2 separate regions of the Homo sapiens genome follow, and region 1 is linked to region 2. A link is a contact called in ENCODE Hi-C data. All regions are on one chromosome and are shown on one strand. Each heading gives the region's core, a stretch centred on a gene start or an enhancer-like site at or near the end of the contact. The rest is flanking DNA. Distances are from core to core; before and after follow the strand shown. Region 1 holds the start of RNF138 (ring finger protein 138). Region 2 holds the start of TAF4B (TATA-box binding protein associated factor 4b).

What was found. Hi-C counts contacts between places; a loop is a spot of excess contacts on that map. Pooled maps may share reads with other maps.
Region 1: a map of naive thymus-derived CD4-positive, alpha-beta T cell shows a loop between it and region 2 (10-fold over the local background). The contact joins the promoter of RNF138 here to the promoter of TAF4B in region 2. A Hi-C loop is called at or near these places in 1 of 168 maps with a recorded cell type or tissue (naive thymus-derived CD4-positive, alpha-beta T cell) and 9 of 50 pooled maps.

What each region holds. Positions count from the first base shown.
Region 1 is chr18:32,089,374-32,094,472 of GRCh38, forward strand. It overlaps RNF138 (ring finger protein 138), which reads left to right and starts at 2,501. Exons shown (of 8, transcript NM_016271.5): 1 at 2,501-2,862; 2 at 3,327-3,513. The coding sequence starts at 3,404. LOC124904278 (a long non-coding RNA gene) reads right to left here and starts at 2,572. Exons shown (of 2, transcript XR_007066327.1): 1 at 2,482-2,572; 2 at 1,902-2,129. It also overlaps a transcript of RNF125 not described here. RefSeq lists an enhancer at 2,200-2,249 and a silencer at 2,920-3,339.
Region 2 is chr18:26,224,940-26,230,540 of GRCh38, forward strand. TAF4B (TATA-box binding protein associated factor 4b) reads left to right here and starts at 1,506. Exons shown (of 15, transcript NM_005640.3): 1 at 1,506-2,337. The coding sequence starts at 1,995. RefSeq lists enhancers at 1,136-1,205, 1,236-1,335 and a silencer at 1,986-2,145.

The sequences.
Region 1 (5,099 bases), core at 1,251-3,750, 5.9 Mb after region 2:
CTGAGGGAAGCCCACTGAGAGGGACTGACTGGTTTAACCCAAACTTAAAGGAACTGTTTAAATTATTGCAGCACAGTTTACCAAATCGGTCTACATCTAGGGTTTTCCCTTCTAATGACCAAAGGCTGAGGACATTTTATTTACGCAGCTGAATGTATTTTGAGTAAATCTATGACATTCTTATAAAAATATCAAGTAGCTTTTCACCAGAAATGTTGCCAAGAAAGAAGATTGTGTCATTGGTAATTGCAACTTATTTTTTTAAGCTTAACTTTCCAAGGGTATCTATATTTTTCTTATGTCCAAGTTTTTGCTGGATTTCCACATATTGCCAGCTATATGCTTACGTGTATACCGAATGACTTATTAGAATATATGGGGGAGTGATACAAATATGTTTGGATTAGACATAAGTAAAGCTGCCGTTGCAGAGAAAGAATGAAGCAAATAAAATTAGGGTCACAAAATTAATGTTATGGTTAGATATTCCCAATGAATAATGGGAAACACTATTATACAGAAAATACACCTTACTTCCTAAATGGTCAGAATGAATGAAATGAGTGGAATTATCAAAAAAGTAAAATGTAGGCCAGGCACAGTGGCTCAGGCCTGTAATTCCAGCACTTTGGGAGGCCAAGGTGGGCGGATCGCTGGAGGCCAGGAGTTCGAGACTAGCCTGGCCAACATGGCAAAACCCTGTCTCTACTAAAAATGCAAAAATTAGTTTGGCATGGTGGTGCATGCCTGTAATCTCAGCTACTTGGGAGGCTGAGGCAGGAGAGTTGCTTCAACCTGGAAGGCGCAGGTTGAAGTGAGCTGAGATCATTCCACTGCACCCCAGCCTGGGTGACAGAGTGAGATTCTGTCTCAAAAGAAAAAAGAAAAAAAGTGAGTTTTCTTCTCTGGGCTGTTAAAAATTTGAACTCAAAGAACCATTTTATAAGTGAATGTGAAAAGCACCTGAACTACTGCTATTAGCTGCCCCTCTCGTCACGTGCTCTTCCTCCTTCCAGGAAATCTGAAGCTAGTATTAGCTTTCTTGTCTTGCTTCCACTGCGCTTGCTGCTAAGGAGGAAAAGCAACAAAAATACAAAATATAGTTTGGTAGAGGGAATTAGCTATTCATTGGACAAATTATTATTATTCTAGGAATCAATGCTTTTGAGATGTACATTAAAACCCATTTCCTCCATAAAGTTTTCTGTTAACTCTATATATTTCTAATCATTCCATTTCCTATCCTCATTATAGCCATCGTTTAATGCAAAATTTAATACTTTGGCAAATACCATTTTTTCTCTCTCATTCTGATAGATATGTAATAATGTAAACAGGTTGAGAGCAAAGTTCATGACATCTGCATAACACCTAACAATGCCAATGTCAACATAGACAATAAATGGCAGAATTGATTTAAATAGTCCCTTAAATGGCTTCTGTTTATTCATTTAGACCATGGGGGAGGGTTTTAACAAAGGATGGTAATAAAACCTTTCTTTTCTCTGAAGCTAATTGTAGATGCTGTATAATGTTCCAGATTTTCCTTAGCTTCTTTCACGTCATTGTGGATCCCATCTTATCGATTTATCCTTTTTTTGTTCTTCTTTTTTTTTGAGAGTCTCACTCTGTCGCCAGGGCTGGAGTGCAGCGGCGCGATCGCGGCTCACTGCAACCTCTGCCTCCCGGGTACAAGCGATTCTCGTGCCTCAGCCTCCCGAGTACCTGGGATTACAGGCTCCCACCACCATGTCCGGTTAATTTTTGTATTTTTAGTAGAGATGGGATTTCATCACGTTGGCCAGGCTGGTCTTGAACTCCTGACCTCAAGTGATCCAACCGCCTTCGCTTACCAAAGGGCTGGGATTACAGGTGTGAGCCACCGCGCCCGGCCTTTTTTCTTTCTTTTTTTTTTTTTTTTTTGAGACGGAATCTCACTCTGTTACGCAGGTTGGACCATCTTATAGATTATCAATTGTACAGATAATTGCACTCCGGCCTGGGAGACAGAGTGAGTACCTGTCTCAAAAAATAAAATAAAATAAAATAAAATTAAAAAAAACACTTAAATTAGTGAATAACCTTGGTGAAAAGCCACGTCCATGCTTCTACGGCATTTCTCTTCAAAGCTAAAAAAAAAAAGAAAAAATCAAAAATCAACCCAAAGGTGTAGTAGAAGACTGCATCTGCGACCGTATTTAAGCATCGGTCATGCTGTTAAAGGAGAAAGTGGACATCCTCTCAAGGAAACTTTAATCCTGCCCCCAAAGGATTAAAATCCCGTAACAAATATTTGTTTATAACACATCTTGACAAGATCAAAACATTCTGGTAGGGCAAATAGTAAAGACTAAATCTTGAACATTGACGAAAACTTCCTGAAAGGCCCAATGTATTTGACAGGAGAGGTAACTGGGGTCCCGGGCCTAGCGAGGCGGGGCGGGGAGGCGCAGGTGTCACCGCGGGCGCCCAGCTGCTTACGTCACAACCCGCGGAAGGCGCCGTGCGCCGGTTGCTATACAGGCCGCACTTCACACCCCGTGCCTCCCCGCCTCTCCTGGCTCCTCCGCCCAGATCCCCGGCGCTCCCGCGTTCGGTGACGGCCGGGTAGGCTGTAGGCAGCGCAATGCCAAGACAGAGCTGCTGGCGGCGGCGGGCGAATCTCCCTGCACCATGAGCCTCGGCTCCGGCCCCGTTAGGGGCCGATAAGCACAGCGCACGCCGCCCTCCATTTGCCCCGGGGCCTCGGCTGCGAAGATAGCGGCGGCCGGACAGGAAGCTCGAGGAAAGCGCTGGGCCGGGTCTCTACGAACACGTGAAGGAAAAGCAGCTCCGTCCACAACGCCGCTTCGGGGCTCCTAGGTGAGAGTCTCCCCGGCGGAAGCGTGGAGGGGCCGGGGTGCCGGGAAGCGGGGCGGGGAGGAAGCCGCGGACACGGGCTGGGCACTCGGGGCTCGGGGTCGGGGTGAGTAGAGGCGGAAAAGCAGTGAAAAGGGAGGCCTTGGGCGAAGACGGGGGCTGAGGGCGGGGCGCGAGCCCGCGCCTGGAGCCCGGTGAGGGCGTGGCCTAGAGCGTGAGGCCGCGTCCTGGGGCGGGGTGAGGGGCGAGCGGGGCGGGCCCACGGCATGCTGCGAGCCCAGCCTCCCGCCAAGCACCGTCCCCCATCCAGCCCCCTGTGGGAGGAGCCGTGGGAGGGGTCGCCTCTTGCCCGGCGCGTGCGGCAGTAGCGTCTCTGCGTTCGGCCCCGCCCTACCCAGGGCCCCGCCCCCTTCCTGGCGCGCGCTGTATCCTGATGCGATCCCCCTCCCCCCTCCGGGTTCATGTAGGGAGTCGGGCCCCGGGCCGCCACCGTCACCTCGGCCGCTGCCGCTGTCGCCATCGCCTTGTTTCCCCATCCCCCGCCATGGCCGAGGACCTCTCTGCGGCCACGTCCTACACCGAAGATGATTTCTACTGCCCCGTCTGTCAGGAGGTGCTCAAAACGCCCGTGCGGACCACGGCCTGTCAGCACGTGTGAGTAGACGCCCCCTCCCCCTCGCGGAGCCGGGTTGTCGCTTAGGCCCGGCCTCCGGCCCGGGACCCCGGGCTGCCGCCTGGCGGGAACCGAGCCCGCCGCGGCCTGCCCGAGCGTCGCTGCCCCGCGAGGTCCCGTTCCCCGCCCCTCAGAGTCCCGGGGCGGCCTTTTCCTCAGCCTCGGGGCCCGCTCCCCGCGTCCAGCCCCCTCAGCCCAAGCTCCCGCTCTCCCGCTCTCCCGCTCTCCCGCTCTCCCGCTCTCCCTGGCTTTCGCGCCCCCGGGGCAGTGGCCAGGCCGTTCCCTGCGGCGTCTTCAGGCCCCGGAGGCCCCTGTCGTCTCCGCCAGGCCCGGGAGGAATTGCAGGGATCTTGGAGCCTTTTTGTTTCTTAGCAACCCGGGTGAAGGCTGGGGTGTCGAGTGTCAAAAGCGGCCGGCGGTGCTCGCGCGGGCCCGCTCGCCCCGCGACCTGCCCTGCTTTCAAGTTTCCTCTTTCAGAACCTTGGTCCGTCCCCTCGGTCCAAGAGCTCTTCTGTAACTTCCCCTCAACCCTGCTTCACAGAACACCCTCGAGAGCGTTTTGTTTCGTTTCCAGTCCACTATGTGTTAGAGGGATCTAGAATGAGTTTTCTTCTCTGGTCTCTTAAAACTGACAGGATTTTCGGGCATTGAAATGAGCGTTCCCCTTTGTTTTACCTTTCTGCTTACTTATTACTTGATTAATACAAGGGTGGAGAGGAGAAAGGAAGACTTCTGTTATGAGGAATGAGCCGAAATTGAGATGCTACCCAGGGTGGGGGAGAACACAAAGGGGTTGGGTGAGATAACGCATGCGTTTGATTGGCAGGCATATTTACAAGAACTTTGATAAAATTTTATGGACAGCTAGGGTGTGAGTAAGGGTTGGAAAGAGCCCTTGTTGAGAAGGTGTATAGCCCTTCTGACAGACCTGACTGATGATCAGAGTCCCCGGGGAACTTTTTAAGTAAACATACCAATTCCCAGGCTCCATTTCAAACTTAACAAAAGAATGTTCGGGCAGGTGGGGCCTGGAAATCTTTATTTATTTATTTATTGTATTTTTTTTTAGTAGAGACGGGGTTTCACCGTGTTAGCAAGGATGGTCTCGATCTCCTGACCTCGTGATCCTCCCGCCTCGGCCTCCCAAAGTGCTGGGATTAAAGGCGTGAGCCACCGCGCCCCGCCCGGAAATCTTTATTTTTAAAAAACACACTCAGGCTTGAAAGTTACGTGTGTTTGCAAACAACTGAAAAGAATTGACCAACCTTCTAAATGTATTTCATTCTCCTTCGACTTTTTTTTCTTTTTTTTTTGAGGTGAGGTTCTATAATTTTGTAAAGGATGGATTGAATTTTTGGTTCTTAATTGCAAATGCCCTTACTGTGGCTGTTTTCTTGATACCAACTCTTCTCATTTTTTCCCCAATCTTAACTGCACTGTCTACTTTATTTCTATTTTGTGCTGGTTGTGTGAGCCAAGAGTGTGTGGATTTTCATGATAGAAATTATGCCAGTTACGCTTTTGCTCTTTAAGGGAGATGAATGACATCTTGTTATTTTGTGCAACA
Region 2 (5,601 bases), core at 256-2,755:
CCCATAATTCCAGAGGTTGGGAAGTTCAAGATCAAGGCAGATGTGGTATCTGATGAGAGTCTACTTTCTAGACAGCAGTCTTTTTACCATAACCTCACTTGCTGGAAGGGGTGAGGGATCTTTCTGAGGTTTCTTTTTTTAAAAAAATTATTTATTTAATGTATTTAACTAACAAATAATAATTGTATGTATTTATGAGGTATCATGTTACATTTGTATGTGTCGTGAAATAATTAAATCAAGTTAACATATTCATCACTTTAACATGATTTGTCCTGAATGGAATCCCATTCATGAGGGCTCCACCCTTATGATCTAATCACCTTTCAAAGGCCCAACCTTCTAATATTATCAACTCCAGCTTTAGCATTTTAACACTCAGTTGGGGGTATAATCCTAGCACTTTGGGAGGCCCAGGCGGGAGCTCAGGAATTGGAGACCAGCCTGGACAATATAACGAGATCCCGTTTTTGCTAGGCATAGTGCCGCTCCCCTGTGGTTCCAGCTACTCGGGAATCTGAGGTAGGAGGGTAGGATGATCACTTGAGCCCAGGAGGTGGAGGCTGCAATGAGCCAATGGTGCCACTGCACTCCAGCCTGGGTGACAGAGTTAGATCCTGTTTCCAAAACAAAACAAAACAAAACAAAACAAAACAAAACACCACAACATTCAGATCATAGCATCTGCCTACTTGTAAAATCGCCTTTCAGTGCAGTGTTGGTTCCTACAAACATACAATATAATGACTTTAGCTTGAAATTAAGGCATCTTCTCTGACTGCATTACAAACAGGCAAGTTTTTTCATATCGATTCACTCAACACCTTTTATTTATCCAGATAATATCTAGGATCACGCTTAATATCTAAGTGCTAGAATCTAATTATATAGATATCAAAAGGCATTAAGTTTTTCAGAAGACAGACATACAATTTTAATGTTTAGAGGTGATAGAGACACCTATAGCAGCACCAAAGAAGAAACGATTTTCCATTTAAGATTTTAGGCAGTTTAACTCTAAAATATGAAAATAGGCACATCTCACAGACTATAAAACTATACGCCATTTTAATTTTTACAATGTCAATTCTAACTGCGAATTTTAGCAACGCTTCAGTGTGAAGACAGCAGAGAAAAACACTGAAAATGCGTGATTGAATTCTTATTGAGTCACTCTTCTCGGAAATCAGTCCTCCCCATTTTCTCCTTAAAAAATAGAATCCTGGAGATAGTCTAGTGCTGGCTTTTCGAGGAACACACTACAGGGGACACAAGGAGAGGAACACGGATGCCGCAGTTTTCCAAGTGCAGCTTGCCCCTCCCACGTGATAGGTTTCTGGCATCGCCCCTCCTTGCTGGCGATTCTGGGGAAGATTTTAACGCTCCCTGGAGCCGTCCCCAGTGACGTCACGGGCGCGGCTCCGCTCCTTGGCCAATCACGCGGCCGGATCCCGGGGAAACCCGGGGCGGTGGCGGCGGCCTGGGCGCGTGCGCGAGGTCTCCGCGTGGCTATATAAACATGGCTGGCGTGGCCGCGCGGCGGGGCCGTGCCAATCGCGCGTAGGGGGCTGTGGGCACTCGGGGTTCGTAGTTTTGAAATTTCTGGCGGGGGAGCAGCTGCGCAGTTAGGCTCGAGGTGTGAGCGACGACCTTCCGGGAGCCGCAAGTCCAGGCTCCCCCGCAGCGGGACCCGAGCCTGAGGCGCAGGGCTGAGGCAGCGCACGTGTGAGCGCCGCTGAGGAAGCTGCGAGAGGTCGGGCGGGTGTCGCTCCGGGGGCAGCCCAGGCTCGCGCGGACGAGAGGAAGGTCCGGGACGCGCGTGTCCTGCCGTGCAGCGGGCGCCCGTCACTGACTTCGCTGCTGCGGCCCCCGCGCCTCTCCCCAGCGATGCTGTGGAACCCGAACCGCACCGGAGTCGGCTGCCGCGCGCCAAGCCTCCCCTCACCTCTGCTCCCGGAACCGCAGCGCCAAAGCTGCCGCTGAGCCCCTGGGGGATGCCCGCCGGCCTCACCGAACCCGCCGGCGCCGCTCCCCCGGCTGCTGTGAGCGCCTCGGGGACCGTGACCATGGCCCCGGCCGGGGCGCTGCCGGTGCGGGTGGAGAGCACTCCGGTGGCCCTGGGCGCCGTGACTAAGGCTCCTGTCAGCGTCTGCGTGGAGCCCACGGCGTCCCAGCCCCTGCGGTCCCCCGTGGGGACCCTGGTGACCAAAGTGGCTCCGGTCAGCGCCCCTCCTAAAGTCAGCAGCGGCCCTAGGCTGCCTGCTCCTCAGATAGTCGCCGTGAAAGCCCCCAACACCACGACAATCCAGTTTCCTGCTAATTTGCAGCTTCCTCCAGGTATGTTGATAACCCTTTCCAGCCTTGTCTGTCGGTCCAGCTGGCGGCGACGGGAAAATTCGCAGCTCCAGATTGCTCCTAAAAAAACTGAGCCACGGGAACATTTCATAATCTTGACTTTACAGTTAACATATTCTTTTTGTGTCATTACTACATAGTTTTTCTTTTCATATTTAAGGAAAGAATCTTTTCACCTAAGTGATACAGTAAAAAGCTACATCAGCGTATTCGGGGGGGCTTTCAGGCACTGGCTCTTAGGTGGAGGAGATAATATAGCCGAAGTTAATTTCCATGTGGAGGATGGACCGGTTTATACCGTGGATTTCCATACGCTTAGATTATGTAGAAGTGCGTTGTACTTATTTTATTAATTATGAATGAATGAATGAACGAATGAGGTATGGTTTCGCTCTGTCGCCCAGTCTGGAGTGCAGTGACACGATCATGGCTCACCGACGTCGAACTCCTGGGCCCAATCGATCCTCCCGCCTCGGCCTCCCAAAGTGCTGGGATTACAGGCGTGAGCCACCGCGTACGGCCTAACAGTGAAGTTCTTGTGTATTACAACTGAAAGAGATTTTTAAATTTAACCAAGTCAGAATCGGTTTACTGCTTTCTAGTACCAAGTACGAATAATGCTGTTCCTGCACAATCTTTAAATGTCTTATGATTCTAACTTTCAATTAGCAGAACCCCTGACTGGGAACACGTGCCACAGTTGACAAACAGATCAGTCATGCAATTGTTACAGTTGCAATTGAAGCCATGTGTCAACGCTACTGTTAATGAGTCTTTCACTACTTTCTATCCTAGGGCTTTTTACTCTATTGGGCTGTATTTCATGGTTTGTATAAAGGTTTTGCTTTGTGATAATTTACATATTGTAAATATGCTGAATGATTTTGGGGTGTTCAGCCTTTCTTTACTGAAAGTCTCTTGGAGTTTGCTTTCTGTTAATTTTGTTTAGCAGTAATTGGAACTCTGAACTGCAAAGATGGTAAAAAAGGGGAAGCATTGATTCAAAAGATTCTATATCCCCTAATAAAATGACAGGGACCCTTTTTGTATCTAATGTTGTAGTTAGTCATACACGTTGTGGATAGATTTCACTTTTTATGAAGTTCTGTTTCAGTTTTATATGGTATACAAGGTATGTAAAATTGTTAAGGCACTGTTACGGCAGTGTGCAGCACCGAATACATTATTTGGCAGTTCTAAATTGTTATTCTGAGTTGTTATTCTGCATATATGTTTATAAAGTAGTTCTGAATGTGTTAGAATGAAATTACCCCCTAATTTGTTAAACTGTAAATCCTGTCTAGTCACTGAAGTTTGTTTATAAATAGTCAAAAAAAAAAAGTATTAAGAAAGAACTGTCTGAGAGGCTAAGGCACGAGAATCGCTTGAACCCGGGAGGTGGAGGTTGCAGTAAGCCAAGATATCTTGCCACTGCACTCCAGCCCAGGCAACAGAGTGAGACTCTGTTCCTCCCCATCCCTCCCCAACCCCCCAAAGAAAGAACTGTCAAGAGTGAAAATTTGCTGGTAAGTGAGAGTGAATCACTTACTGGAGGATTGGGGCCTTATCATGCTAAGCACTTTTAACAAATTATTTATATTCTTTTATTTGTTGGTCATAATAGGTAGGTAGCAAATAAGGAAAGAGGTCTCTAAGAGTAAATAATTTGTCCAATGCCAGGCAACCCATAGGTGTCGGGGGAGTTTTAGCTCAGGTCTGTTTATTCTTTCCACAACGCTATGCTTATTTTTTTACTTGTATGTGTACGGTATGCCTCATTGAGTGTCAGTACTGAAAGGTGATTCAGAGAACTTTAGATTCCAGTCTTTTATTTTATATACCAAGGAACCAAAACTGAAACTTGGCAGAGTTAAAATAATAGCATACTAGGACCATAGTCTAATTATGTTCCTAGCACTGTATTAAAACATTGCATGCTATTTACCTCTGAGAAACCCATACAAAAGAGAGAAAGAAGATAAGTTGTCTTTAGGAATTGGTCGTTATAGAGGAAGTGGGGATTTGCTTTTGGGAATTTTCTGCTGACGTGTGGCAGAAGGGTGTACTAACTACATTTGTGCTCTTATTGGATAGAATAAGATAACCAATAGTTGAAGAATAAAATGGAAACACTGATTAAAGTAACTTTTTAAAAAGGTTATGAATCTTATACTATTTCTTTTATATCTTTCTTTCTTTCTTTTTTTTTTTTTTTTTTCTTTCTCTGAGACGGAGTGTCACTCTGTTGCCCAGGCTGGGGTGCAGTGGCATAATCTCGGCTCACTGCAACCTCCGCCTCCCGGGTTCAAGCAATTCTCCCGTCTCAGCCTCCCGAGTAGCTGGGATTACAGGCACACGCCACCATGCTCGGCTAAATTTTGTATTTTTAGTAGAGATGGGGTTTCACCATGTTGGCCAGGCTGGTCTCGAACTCCTGACCTCAAGTGATCAGCCTGCTTCGGTCTCTCAGAGTGCTGGGATTACAGGCGTTAGCCACTGCGCTGGCCTGAATCTTGTACTATTTCCTTTGCATACCAAGAATTAGCACTTGATTACACAAGGGTGCTTATATATGTCAGTTCTTCATTTTTCAAGATAATGAATACTTTAAGTATTTGATTCTCTTTACTTCAGAGTTTCATCTATGAACAGAACTGGTTTAAAAAAAAAATATATATATATATACACACACACACACACATATACATATATATGCACCACAGGTTTTTCTAGGGAGCAGGAGCTTGAAATAAAAAGAATGCACAAGAGAATATTTGAGGAAATATTAATAAAAGGTTTTCAGTAATTTCTTCAGTCTTTTGTGAACATGTGGGGTTTTAGGCTGAACTGTGGTTCTTCTTGATATTCTTCATCTTGTCTATCACCTGTTTGAGAATGATAAGCAAGGACTTGATTCCTTCTTTTAGGTCATAAACTGGGATAAATTCTGCATGACAGTCATACTGTACAAAAGTGTGAAAGTTACTTATGAAGCAGTGAGGTCCCTTTTCATCAGCCTGTTTTCATGCTGAGACAGGGCATAGAATTTGCATCTCCTTTCCCAACTTCTTGATCCAGTCCTTGGATAAGTTCTTTGTTTCCACTCTGGCTTTATCAAAGGGATACAGTGTACATGATCATCACTTCCACAGTTGTCACAGTGCTGCTGGGCTTTGTGAAATGAGGGGTATTCTTTTCAGTGTTCACCATACACCATCCACTGTTTGATTTTCAGACTGTAGAGTT